Linked DNA regions of Homo sapiens: region 1 is linked to region 2. A link is a contact called in ENCODE Hi-C or POLR2A ChIA-PET data. All regions are on one chromosome and are shown on one strand. Each heading gives the region's core, a stretch centred on a gene start or an enhancer-like site at or near the end of the contact. The rest is flanking DNA. Distances are from core to core; before and after follow the strand shown.

The links. A loop is a pair of places that touch in the nucleus more often than their neighbours do. ChIA-PET counts read pairs that join two places held with the same protein, here RNA polymerase II (POLR2A). Pooled maps may share reads with other maps.
Region 1: a map of PC-3 shows a loop between it and region 2 (4-fold over the local background). The contact joins the promoter of SIRT1 here to the promoter of CTNNA3 in region 2. A Hi-C loop is called at or near these places in 1 of 168 maps with a recorded cell type or tissue (PC-3) and 8 of 50 pooled maps. POLR2A ChIA-PET finds 5 or more read pairs at or near these places in 3 of 52 experiments (BJ, HEK293 and WTC11).

What each region holds. Positions count from the first base shown.
Region 1 is chr10:67,879,684-67,886,635 of GRCh38, forward strand. SIRT1 (sirtuin 1) reads left to right here and starts at 4,973. Exons shown (of 9, transcript NM_012238.5): 1 at 4,973-5,468. The coding sequence starts at 5,039. RefSeq lists promoters at 2,653-5,038, 4,009-5,040, 4,828-5,039, 4,866-5,041, enhancers at 4,489-4,548, 4,569-4,728 and silencers at 4,809-5,348, 4,849-5,033, 5,468-5,762, 5,559-5,678.
Region 2 is chr10:67,694,182-67,701,059 of GRCh38, forward strand. CTNNA3 (catenin alpha 3) reads right to left here and starts at 2,014. Exons shown (of 18, transcript NM_013266.4): 1 at 1,819-2,014. RefSeq lists an enhancer at 3,714-3,763.

The DNA.
Region 1 (6,952 bases), core at 3,723-6,222, 190 kb after region 2:
GGTGAAAAGTAATACCTTGGTTTTTTGTTGTTGTTGTTGTTTGTTTTTTTTTTTGGTGAGATGGAATCTCACTCTGTCTCATGATCTTGCGATCTTGGCTCACTGCAGCCTCTGCTTCCTGTGTTCAGCGATTGCCTTGCCTCAGCCTCCTGAGTAGCTGGGATCACAGACCTGTGCCACCACACCTGGCTAATTTTTAGTAGAGACAGGGTTTCACAATATTGGCCAGGCTGGTCTCAAACTGTTGACCTCCTGCCTCAGCCTCCCAAAGTGCTGGGATTACAGGTGTGAGCCACCACTCCCGGTCATGTTTTAATGTTATTTTATTTTATTTTTGAGACGGAGTCTCACTCTGTCACCTAGGCTGGAGTGCAGTGGCGCAATCTCGGCTCACTGCAACCTCCACCTCCCAGGTCCAAGTGATTCTCGTTCCTCAGCCTCCCGAGTAGCTGAGATTACAGACGTGCACCACCATGCCTGGCTAATTATCGTATATTTTTAGTAGAGATGGGGTTTCACCATTTTGGCCAGGCTGGTTTCGAACTCCTGACGTCAAGTGATCTGCCCACATTGGCCTCCCAAAGTACTAGCATTACAGGCATGACTGACCGCACCCGGATGTTACTTTATTTATTTTTTTTGAGATGGAGTCTCACTCTGTCGCCCAGGCTGGAGTGCAGTGCGTGATCTTGGCTCACTGCAAGCTCTGCCTCCTGGGTTTCCGCCATTCTTCTGCCTCAGCCTCCCGAGTAACTGGGACTACAGGCGCCCACCACCACGCCTGGCTAATTTTTTTGTATTTTTAGTGGAGACGGGGTTTCACCATGTTAGCCAGGATGGTCTCAATCTCCTGACCTCATGATCTGCCCGCCTCAGCCTCCCAAAGTGCTGGGATTACAGGCGTGAGCCACTGCGCCCAGCCGTATTTTATTTTTTTGAGTTAGGGTCTTGCTGTGTTGCCCAGGTTGGAGTGCAGTGGCTAGACCGTGGCTCACTGCAGCCTCGACCTTCAGGCTCAAACAGTCCTCCTGCCTCAGCCTCCCAAGTAGCTCGGACTACAGGCGCAAAGCAGGATGCTGGACTAATTTTTAAAGGTTTTGGAGAGATGAGGTCTCACTGTGTGGCCCAGGCTGATCTCAAATTCTTGGTCTCAAGCCATCCTTCCACCTCAGCTTCCTAAAGTGCTGGGATTATAGGTATGAGCCATTGTACTTGGCTAGGACATTTTTTCACTACGTATCCCTGACTACTAATAGGTTTGAGCATATTTTAAATTTTTATATTGTCAAATATTTTTATCATTTAAAAAATGGCTCCTGCCTTGCTAAAAAGTTCTTTCTTGATCCAAAGTTATAAATATTCTAAAATGTCATATTTTTATTTTTGTATTTTTTCATTTAGATCTTCAATCCATCTGGAATTTTTAATTTTTTATATTTTTGAGATGAAGTTTTGCTCTTGTTGCCCTGGCTGGAGTGCAATGGTGCAATCTCGGCTCACTGCAATCTCCGCCTCCCAGGTTCAAGCAATTCTCCTCCCTCAGCCTCCCAAGTAGTTGGGATTACAGGAATGTGCCACCACACCTGGCTAATTTATTTTTTAGTAGAGTCAGTAGTAGTTTGTCCATGTTGGCCAGGCTGGTCTTGAACTCCCGACTTCAGGTGATCTGCCCCCCCTCAGCCTCCCAAAGTGCTGGGATTACAGGAGTGAGCCACCGCGCCTGGCTGGAATTTATTTTCGTATATTGTGTGAAGTAGGGATTTCCATTTGTGTTTTTCAGTTTTGACAATAACATTTTATTAGTACAAAAGAGTTGATACTAACTCCCTTACTAATTGTAGTCACATGAGACTGATATCAGAGCTATTAGGCCAATTTATTTTTTTATTTATTCATTTTTTATTTATTCTTATTTTTATTTTTTTTGCGATGGAGTCTCACTCTGTCGCCCAGGCCAGAGTGCAGTGGCGCGATCCCGGCTCACTGCAAGCTCCGCCTCCTGGGTTCACGCCATTCTCCTGCCTCAACCTCCCGAGTAGCTGGGACTACAGGCGCCCGCCACCACACCCGGCTAATTTTTTGTATTTTTAGTAGACACGGGGTTTCACCGTGTTAGCCAGGATGGTCTTGATCTCCTGACCTCGTGATCCACCCGCCTCGACCTCCCAAAGTGCTGGGATTACAGGCGTCAGCCACCGTGCTTGGCAGGCCAATTTATTAACTTAGGAGAATAGAACTACTAAGTCAGCCAGAATATTAATGTTCTTTTTTTTTTTTTTTTTTTTTTGAGACAGAGTTTCACTCTTGTTGCCCAGGCTGGAGTGCAATGGCACTGTCTCAGGTCACTGCAACCTCCACCTCCTGAGTTCAAGCGATTCTCCCGTCTCAGCCTCCCGAGTAGCTGGGATTACAGGCGCATGCCACCACTCTGGGCTAATTTTTGTATTTTTAGTGGAGACGGGGTTACATCATACTGGTCAGGCTGGTCTCGAACTCCTGACATCAGGTGATCCGCCCGCCTTGGCCTCCCAAAGTGCTGGGATTTATAGGCGTGAGCCACAGCGCCTAGCCTTAATGTTAGTTCTTAACCAGTGGTAGACCAGAAGTCTAATTGGGATTTTTTGTTTTTGTGTTTGTTGTAATACAATTTCTGTTTCTCATTTATCCTACCTGAAAAGCATACTGCATCTCTGACCTCTCAGCATACTAACAATAATATTGATCACATAGCATTTCTTGTAGTTCATAAACTTCACGTGTCAATAATATACTATAAATATAAATGAATTAATGAACAACAGGATGCTCATAAGCTTACAGACATCTTTTTCTCAAAAAAGCTGGGAATTTTGTTTCTGTTTTATTGGGATACTGACTCTCAACATTTCATATATTGCATTCCACCAACGTAGCTGAGAGTCAATTTATGAAATATTTTGTAGTGTAAGACAGAAAGTGGGGAGGACCAAGTATGTCAACCACTAGGAGTGTGGTGCCTAGTCAGGAATTGGGAGGAGTGTAGCAAGAAAGGAAGGACAACAGGATTTGGTCATTGATTGGTCAGATGGATTTCAGAGGGATTGGTATGAAGGAACGCTTCAAAGATTTTTTTTTTAATTTAAGTTCCAGGATACAGGTGCAGAATGTGTAGGTTTGTTACATACTTATAGGTGAGCCATGGTGGTTTGCTGCACCAATCAACCCCTCATCTAGGTTTTATTTATATTTTTTTTTGAGACGGAGTTTCGCTCTTGCTGCCCAGGCTGGTGTGCAATGGTGCGATCTCGGCTCACCGCAACCTCTGCCTGCTGGGTTCAAGCGATTCTCCTGCCTCAGCCTTCTGAGTAGCTGGGATTACAGGCATGTGCCACCACGCCCGGCTAATTTTGTATTTTTAGTAGAGACGGGGTTTCTCCATGTTGGTCAGGCTGGTCTCGAACTTCCGACTTCAGGTGATCTGTCCGCCTCGGCCTCCCAAAGTGCTGGGATTACAGGCAGCAGCCACCGCGCCCAGCCAGGTTTTAAGTCCCGCATGCATTAGCTATTTGTCCTAATGCTCTCCCTCCCCTTGACCCCCACGCAACCAAAGATGGTTTTAAGGCTTCTAGGACTGGAGATGATTACTTTCAGAAATGAATAGTGGTGACCAGATGAAATAAGACTTTTGGATGTAGATAGGACCTTAGCGATATATTTCCAGCTTTTTATTTTTTATTTTAAGGATGAAGAAACAGCTTTAAGTTGGTTGCCTAAAGTCACGCAGGTAATTGATGCAGTATGGCCAGAACCCATACTAGGCTTAAGGGACAGTGTACCATAAACTCGTAGAGGTCCTTTAAACAGATAGAAACGCTGTGCTCCAGGCAGATGCCATAACAAACACTGGCTCTAGATCTACCATGGGTTATATGGGTCCTTAGTTAAGATTAGATATGGAGTCACAGTGTGCCAGAATTTCAGGGAGAGAGGAAAGTGGAAGGGCTTTCCACTAAGCCTTTTGAACTACTAGGTACCCCTCGTTTTACATCTGGTTATCTCATTTAAATCTATGACGTTTTAAAATACTTATTACCATTTAAGACATGAGAAAAATTAAGTTTAGAAACGGCTAGATAGCTCACGCTAGAAAGGAAGGACTCCAAATTTTAACCAAGGGCAGATGTGCATGGAGGCCAAGTCATTTCCTTCCCATGCTCTCATACTGACCCAACAAACCCATTCTGCACGTGAGAAAACTGAGGCCCGGAGGAGGGAATTCACACACGTTTGAAGCCAAGCTGGGGCCAGAAAGTAGATCGGCTGATCTCCAAACCTCCACGTCAAAGGTCTTCCCAGGAGGACATATGCCTTCAAGGATTTTACAATGTATACCACCCTACAAGTGATGGGAGAGAGGGGAAAAAAGCAACCGACTAAGGAGAAAAGCAAGGAGCAGAAAAAGGAGCAAAAGAGGAGCTGTCAGAACGGTGTGAGGAGAGTGGGAAAGGAGCCGCCTCCTTTTGCCTCTCTTCCTACTTATTAACAAAACAGAACGACTATCCAACGTATTTCAGGGAGCTAAGTCTTAGCCAGCTTCAGCTGTGTTTTAACCCTTAGCTAAATATAGACAAGGCTAAGGCAGGCCAGGTGTACACTTCAGGAAGACGTGGAAATTCCCAGGGCGGACCAAAACTTGAGCTGTTCCGGCGGTAGTGATTTGAGGTCAGTTTGAAAGAGAAGTTGAGAAAGCGGCCGAGGGGCGAATTTGGCTGCACTACACGCTCGCCACAAAGAGGAAGGGCCGCCGGCCGCCGGGGCCGAGTGCGCTTCCAGCCCAGGCGGAGCGGTAGACGCAACAGCCTCCGCCCGCCACGTGACCCGTAGTGTTGTGGTCTGGCCCGCGTGGGTGGCGGGAGCGCCGAGAGGGCGGGGGCGGCGATGGGGCGGGTCACGTGATGGGGTTTAAATCTCCCGCAGCCGGAGCCGCGGGGGCGCCAGTGCCGCGCGTCGAGCGGGAGCAGAGGAGGCGAGGGAGGAGGGCCAGAGAGGCAGTTGGAAGATGGCGGACGAGGCGGCCCTCGCCCTTCAGCCCGGCGGCTCCCCCTCGGCGGCGGGGGCCGACAGGGAGGCCGCGTCGTCCCCCGCCGGGGAGCCGCTCCGCAAGAGGCCGCGGAGAGATGGTCCCGGCCTCGAGCGGAGCCCGGGCGAGCCCGGTGGGGCGGCCCCAGAGCGTGAGGTGCCGGCGGCGGCCAGGGGCTGCCCGGGTGCGGCGGCGGCGGCGCTGTGGCGGGAGGCGGAGGCAGAGGCGGCGGCGGCAGGCGGGGAGCAAGAGGCCCAGGCGACTGCGGCGGCTGGGGAAGGAGACAATGGGCCGGGCCTGCAGGGCCCATCTCGGGAGCCACCGCTGGCCGACAACTTGTACGACGAAGACGACGACGACGAGGGCGAGGAGGAGGAAGAGGCGGCGGCGGCGGCGATTGGGTACCGAGGTGCGCAGGGTGCGGGCGGCCGGAACTGCGCATCTCCTCCTCCCTCTCCCCGGGCTCCTACTGGCCTGAGGTTGAGGGCGGCTGGGGGCTCGGGGCAGGCTCCGCGGCGTTCCCCTCCCCACCCCGGCCCTCCGTTCAGCCGCGCTCCTCCGGGGCTGCGGTTCCTACTGCGCGAGCTGCCAGTGGATTCGCTCTTTTCCTCCGTCCGTGGCCCGCCTGGGCGGCCTTGTTCTTTCCGCAGCAGCCAGGTCGGGAGACTCTCGCAGTCGCTTTAAAATAAGTTTCTCTCCCCCTCTTACTCTTTTAGCATATTGCTTTTGTTAGAGCTTTTTTTTTCTTTTTCTTTATTTTTTATTTTCATTGCTTTTCTCCTCTACCCCCCAGCACACTTAAGTCTGCAACTTTTTGGCTGTCCCGTTGGTCTGCGTTTTCAATTGCTTTTTGCAAACTTGACACCTGTGCAGTTTGCTTTTTTTGGTCTATATTTTTATGACTGAAATTACAATTTTTGAAAGAGGAAAGCTGTTTCTATAGTCACAGCTTGCAAAATTTAAAGAACGTGGCTGTTCCTGAAGACATTACCATTCTGTAATGCAGTTAGGAGTGGGTATGGGAGAGAGAGTACTTTTAGAGCTGTTCATATTACTTTTATTCTAATCTTGCTCTTGTGCGGTAATGGTGTTTGGGCTAAACATGCTTTTTTTGTATGTATGTAGTATTGAGACACAAACTTAACACTTCTAGCATAATGAAGCAGATATGTTGCAGTTGTCATGTTCTTGAAGGTTTCTTTTTTTTTTTTTTTTTTTTTTTGAGACGGAGTCTCGCTCTGTCGCTAGGCTGGAGTGCAGTGGCGCGATCTCGGCTCAGTGCAACCTCCGCCTCCCGCGTTCAACCGATTCTCCTTCAGCCTGCCGAGTAGCTGGGACTACAGACACCCGCCACCACGCCCAGCTAATTTTTGTGTTTTTAGCAGAGACGGGGTTTCACCATGTTGGCCAGGATGGTCTTGATTTCTTGACTTCGTGATCCGTCCGCCTCGGCCGCCCAAAGTGCTGGGATTACAGGCGTGAGCCACCGCGCCCGGTCAGGTTTCTTATTTTTGATCTGAGGAGTTTCTATCCTTGATAGGTGTTCATCTTTATCAATATTTGGGTCAGGCCGGGCGCGGTGGCTCTTTCGTGTAATCCTAGCACTTTGGGAGGCCAAAGCGGGAGGATCTCTTGAGCCTAGGAGTTTCAGGCCAGCCTGGGCAACATAGCGAGACCTCCTCTCTACTAAAAGTAAAAAAAGCGGGACGTGGTGTCGCACACCTTTAGTCCCAGGTACTAGAGTTCGAGGTTGCAGTGAGCTGTGATCCTGCCACTGCACTCCAGGGTGGGCAACAGAGTGAGACCCCGTCTCAAAAAAAAAAAAAAAAAAAAGTAATATGTGTTTTTAGGGACTGATTTAGTAAAGAGACCCTGATTTCAAGCAACACAGTT
Region 2 (6,878 bases), core at 764-3,263:
ATCGGTTTCAGGCAGAGCTGAAGTATTTTCAACTCTGACATGTAGCTTTGTTGATATCTGTAAAAGTTTATTGAGTGGAAATTTTGTAGGTAGGAGAGATTCCATCCTTCTAAACACTAAGTATTTTGGTATCTATGTGCCTGATAACAATGTTTTGCACATCATAGACAATAAATATATCATTTGGTAGACTAGGAATTTTACAATGCTTTAAAAGAATAACAGTAAAAACACATCTTAAATATCACAACTTTTACCTTCAAACATAGTGTTCTCTAATCCAACACTTCTACAGTTAGAAACAGAGATTAAGGAAATTATCTTAAACATATCTACAACATACATATACACATAAGTAAATAAATACACAAAGATGTTTACCATAGCATCTAGATGTTCAGCAATGATTAATAAAATTATATTCATTCACTTGAACAAATGTTACACAAATTTAAAATAACACCACTGTAGAATAGGTAATATTCTGTGGAAAATGTTTTGGTATATGGTTAAATGAAAAAGCAAGGTTCCAAATTTTATCTATACTATTATTGCAATTATTTTTAAAGCCATCTAGAAAAAAAAAGACTAGAAGGAAACACATCAATGAAATTACAGGAAATATTTTTCTGTGCTTTCAAAATTCCTACGATGAACATTTAATGCTTTTATAATGAAAAAAAGTTTTACCAATCTTTACTCAAATAGGAAGATTTAGACTATGTGTAGGAGGTAACAAATGGGAATAACTTTGTCTATACTGTCTGTATTTTAGGTTTCTCCATTTAACAAACTTGTCCTATGGTTCTACTGAGATAATTTTTTATAATGGACAATGAAATTTTAATAGCACACTCAAATATGCCATTCAAATCTGACCATGGATAATCTGAATCTTCAAATCACAACTATTCTCAATATGTTGAGCTTTCAATCTGTCTAAAAAGCTAGCCACAAACCCAGAACCAATGCAAACTTGAAATCCTGCTTTTTCCACTTTGTTTTAAGCAAATCATTGCATTCTCACGTTATCTCCAGAGATCTTAGTAGGCACATATCAGTGACTCAAAACCTCTACAGTAAATGAACTTTCTGATGTCTAACCCCAATTTCTTCTTGTTTCCATTTGAACTCATTTCTTTTATTTGTCTTCCGTGTAACTGACAGCAGCTGCTCACAATCATTCAGATCCCATTAGATAGTGACCTTTTCTTTACATGATTGATCATTACATCTCATGATCATTCCATACAGTGATTTTCATTTGACTATAACTGGTCATCAAACAGTTCTGAGAGCATTCCTCAACCTCTTAATATTCCTTCCAATTATAAAACAAATAGACATTAAATTCAGAAATTAATGCTTTTTGCCATTATCTCACTTGAAACATCTTCCATTTACTATGAATTAGCTTTTGGTTGAAAGTAAAATCCCTTCAAACATATTCCATCTTTGCTTCCTTTTCCCCACTCCCATGCCAAAGCACAAGCATCCAGGCCATATCTTATCTTTTCCTGCACAGTATCCAATCGGCTTTTTATAGCCAGAAACTCTCTGAATGCAAAGCACGACCTTGGCTACCAGCTTCCCCTGGCAATAGTTCGAAAGTTATTTATAACTTTAAAATTAGCGTGAAAGCCTACGTTTCTCATAACTAGTCAAAACATTCCTATTTCATACAATAATGTGATCTTCCTCAGTTCAGAAGAAAACCCCAAATTTTAAACCTATGATTATAACTAAGACACAGGAATTCAATGCAGAAATGAGAATTCGCTGAAGTTCAGCTCTTCTCTTTACAAACTTGATTCTTACCTTTCTGTTTCTTCCTATAAAGTAAATGGGCTTAAAATTCAGCTCCCGTAGGGAATTTTCCAAAAAGAGCTTTGTGGGGGACGGAAAAAGGCTTCTTGGTGGTCACAGAGTTACAGAGTACCAAATTGAGAGGCAGATGACAGTGGGGCAGTCAATTTCGCTGAGCGTTGTTCACCCAGGATAAGAAAGAAAGGGGAGGTTACAAGCCAGGGTGGGTGGTATCTAATCCTGAACCGCTAGTCACTGACCTCACTGACAACTTGTTACTGAAAATACTTCGTTGAAAAAGGCCAGACACATACTTTGCCTAGAGACCTACAAACATAGCTCTGAATAAGTTTAGATTTGCATTTCTCTAGTTCCTTTCCAAAAGAAGAACCTCTTCTATCTAATTAAAGCCAAAGGCTGGAATTATTGAAAGTGAAAAATGATAAAGCAGGGAAAACAAGAGTCCAGGAAATCCTCACATCAAAAGATCAATTATGTAAAATTCAATGTCTTCAGAACCCTAGAGATGATGGCATCAAGGCCATGTGTCACATCTGAGATCGTATTTTTCTTCTTCTGAAATATTACCTGTCTCATCCCTTGTACCAAGCATCACACTCTCTCCTTCCAGTATTTATGAGGAACCACATCATTATCAGTAAAGAATCTAAACTGAAGATTTACCAAAAACTCAATAGGTTAACCCATTATTAAATTTAAGCCACCAAAAAAAAAAGTCTTCTCCACCAAAATTTATTTTTTCTCTCTATGACTATTCTTTTTCACATTTCCTTTTCCCTTTTTTTTGATATCTTCTCCCTCAATATCTTCACATCCACTGAAACAATCTTTATCATTTCATCAATTCCTTGACATCCCACTCGAACTTCTGTGGCATTTCCTTGGACATTACCATTTTTCCGACTTTCTTCTAATAGCTTCTAAAACAAGAGGTGCTAACTAAAATATGAACTACTTGTTTGAGTTTTGGCAGTCCTGTTCTTAAAAGGCTGAATTCAAAATAAAAAGAAAGCATTTATTTATTGGCTCTCCAGATACTCTTAGCACAAATTTCAGGGAGCCAAGAGGAAAGGCAGGGTCTGGGAACTGTCAGAGAATCAACTATGAAAGGAGTTCATTTTATATGATTTTCAGGATAGCCTTCAAAACAACTGTATTTTTATGTAGCTACCTTTAAAATGGGCATAATTGACAATATATTTATCTAAAGATTCTTAGTTGCTAACATGCTATCCTCCCCAGATTTTTTTAAAGCAGCTTTTTCCCCCTGGAGAATCTAGGAATAGCATCTTTTCACAGTGAAACAAAGAGTAAGTTTTATGTCTCTCAATCCATCTTTTCTTGAATAAAGAAATCACTTGACACTTGCAAAATAGCAGGTTTTGTTTTAGAGCTTTAATAATGAATGTTTTCCAAACCAGGACTGTTGAATTGAGCCCAAGATGAGATATCCAAATTCTATCATAAGCCTAGCTTGTCCTGCTGTGAAACCACAATAAGTTACTTACCTGCCCTGTACCTCTCCTTTCCACCTACAAAATGTAGATGAGAACTCTTATTCTTTTCATTTGCTTTTCAGAGGATATGTGAATTAAATGGATAAAAGCTGAAGAGCTTTAAATTACACTGAACTCTTCAGAGATGCAATACAGATAAAACCTTCTTACAGAATTTGGTGTTATCAAAACAATTAAATATTATAAATATCTGAAATGTAATTTTAAAGAGCTTTTATAGTGGGTTTTTTTTTAATTCCTTCATAAAAATATCTGCAGCCTCCAAGGTAGTATTTAGCTGAAGTATTTCCCACTATAGCCACAAGAGGTCCCCTCCTAGCAATTCAAATCACGTTGGATTTGTTGATCACAGGCCCCATGGTCCTCTGTATTTGTATCAGTTTGCTGACAGAAAACATATATCACCTATGTCAAATTTCCATAGCTAACTATAGGGTAGGAGACAAAAGCAGAGAAATCTGCCTTTCTCTGTGTGATCGCTGAGGCATGCTGGAGGCTAAATAGTTCCTGTAAACTACACAGCCCCTGCATTTTGCATCCTGGCCCTCTTCCAGATTTTCACAGTAGTTCTTTCTTGTCACCTTGCCCAGTCTTGTTCAGTATTTATTCTCCTTCCCTATTTACTTGTTTCCTTTCTTTATACTTTGCAAACTTTAAAATTTTGGCTCACATGCCTCTTGCAAGCAATCAAACATTGAGGGTAGAAGAGCTGGGGAAAAAAAAAAGAGAGAAAAAAGAGAGAGAATAAATCAGGGCCATTACTAGCAATTCTCCCGAGGTAATCAAAAGTAAGTTTTTTCGTTCTGGGCATCAGGACCGGCCCCAAACAAAGTCATTCAATTGGATGTATTGAGAAGCCCCTTGATGCAGAGCCCTGTGTTAGGCGCCAGCTAGAAGATTACAGGAGAGAAGGGAGGCCTCCAAAAAGAAGATAATTCTATCCCTGTCAGTAGCCTCTCTTGGAAAATAAATCCTCCAGGGTGCAATATGTTCTTTAGTCAGAATGGAGTAGTTTCTTCTTGTCAATAAAATCCCTTATAGAATGAAAATCACTTTTGCATGAACCATGAGTCCATTTCATCTGTCCATAATATCTCAAAATACTGGCAATTTCAGGTTCGGGCTTTAAAAATATGTAATTTTCTGAACAGCCATAATACCTTTCTAAAATGAGATTTAAAGCTAGGAATAATCCCTGTTTGTGATAATTAAAACCATTTTTTTCAAAAATATGTGATAAATACTTCTGGCACCTTGTCAGGTATTTTAGGTGAATCTAAATGAATCTGCCCCTGATTTGAAGGTCTTATGTACTATTAATACAAAAAAAAAAAATGTTTCTCACTCTCCCTTCCCAACCATCCTTATTATTAGCAGCTAACCAACTCTCCTGCCTCACTAAGAAGAACAGAAGCCATCTGGAAGATGTTTCACATCTTTCCATCATCAAATCTATAAACCCACTAACACCGAGCCTCATCTTCTCTACCCTCCCTCCTATTAAAATGCAAGAAGTCCTCTTGCTCTTACCAAAGGCTAATCTCTCTTGTGTGCTGGATCCCTTCTTCCCTCACCTTTTCAAGGACTCTGCTCCTTCACGATCACCTCACACACTGCATTATCACCCTTTCTCCAATGATCAGTGCAAAAATATGCCACAGGACTTCTACCTGAAAATTTTCAAACAAACAAAACATACTTTTACCCTACAACTCCCTGTGGTTGCTACTTAGTTCTCTGTGCCTTCATCATAATACTTCCCAAATGAGTTGTCCACCACCCCTATGTTTTTACCTCTCACTTCACAACCCACTAAGATGATTTATTTCCCCTTCACTCCCAAAAGGGTCATTTTTAAGTCTATCAACAACCTCCAGGTGGCCAAACCATTCTGTCACCTGAGGGGATAACACATCCTAACCTATGGCTTCAAATGAGATCTTTAAATGACATAGGATATTGAGTGGGACTTCTCCTGTTGCCAATAATTGGTGACTATGGCTCAAAATGAAAGACAATGAAGCCACCCAGGTACACGCTAAGGAATTTCCAGTATTTGAGGATAGACATTTCACTCAGGGATTACTAAGAAGCAGTTAAGAAAAGAGAAGGTGGAGCCAAGATGGCTGAATAGGAACAGCTCCGGTCTACAGCTCCCAGCATGAGCGACGCAGAAGACGGGTGATTTCTGCATTTCCATCTGAGGTACCAGGTTCATCTCACTAGGGAGTGCCAGACAGTGGGCGCAGGACAGTGGGTGCAGTGCACCGTTCGCGAGCCGAAGTCGGGCAAGCCACTGCCTCACTCGGAAAGAACAACGGGTCGGGGAGTTCCCTTTCCTAGTCAAAGAAAGGGGTGACAGACGGCACCTGGAAAATCGGGTCACTCCCACCCTAATACTGCGCTTTTCCGATGGGCTTAAAAGACAGCGCACCAGGAGATTATATCCCGCACATGCTTTGGAGGGTCCTATGCCCACAGAGTCTCACTGATTGCTAGCACAGCAGTCTGAGATCAAACTGCAAGGCAGCAGCGAGGCTGGGGGAGGGGCGCCCGCCATTGCCCAGGCTTGCTTAGGTAAACAAAGCAGCCAGGAAGCTCGAAATGGGTGGAGCCCACCACAGCTCAAGGAGGCCTGCCTGCCTCTGTAGGCTCCACCTCTGGGGGCAGGGCACAGACAAACAAAAAGACAGCAGTAACCTCTGCAGACTTAAGTGTACCTGTCTGACAGCTTTGAAGAGAGCAGTGGTTCTCCCAGCACGCAGCTGCAGATCTGAGAATGGGCAGACTGCCTCCTCAAGTGGGTCCCTGACCCCTTGACCCCCGAGCAGCCTAACTGGGAGGCACCCCCCAGTAGGGGCAGACTGACACCTCACACGGCCAGGTACTCCTCTGAGACAAAACTTGCAGAGGAACGATCAGACAGCAGCATTCACGGTTCACGAAAATCCGCTGTTTTGCAATCTCCGCTGCTGATATCCAGCAAACAGGGTCTGGAGTGGACCTCTAGCAAACTCCAACAGACCTGCAGCTGAGGGTCCTGAATGTTAGAAGGAAAACTAACAAACAGAAAGGACATCCACACCAAAAACCCATCTGTACATCACCATCATCAAACACCAAAAGTAGATAAAACCACAAAGATGGGGAAAAAACAGAGCAGAAAAACTGGAAACTCTAAAAAGCAGAGCGCCTCTCCTCCTCCAAAGGAACGCAGCTCCTCACCAGCAACGGAACAAAGCTGGACGGAGAATGACTTTGACGAGTTGAGAGAAGAAGGCTTCAGACGATCAAACTACTGCGAACTACAGGAGGAAATTCAAACCAAAGGCAAAGAAGTTGAAAACTTTGAAAAAAATTTAGACGAATATATAACTAGAATAACCAATACAGAGAAGTGCTTAAAGGAGCTGATGGAGCTGAAAGCCAAGGCTCGAGAACTACGTGAAGAACGCAGAAGCCTCAGGAGCCAATGCGATCAACTGGAAGAAAGTGTATCAGTGATGGAAGATGAAATGAATGAAATGAAGGGAG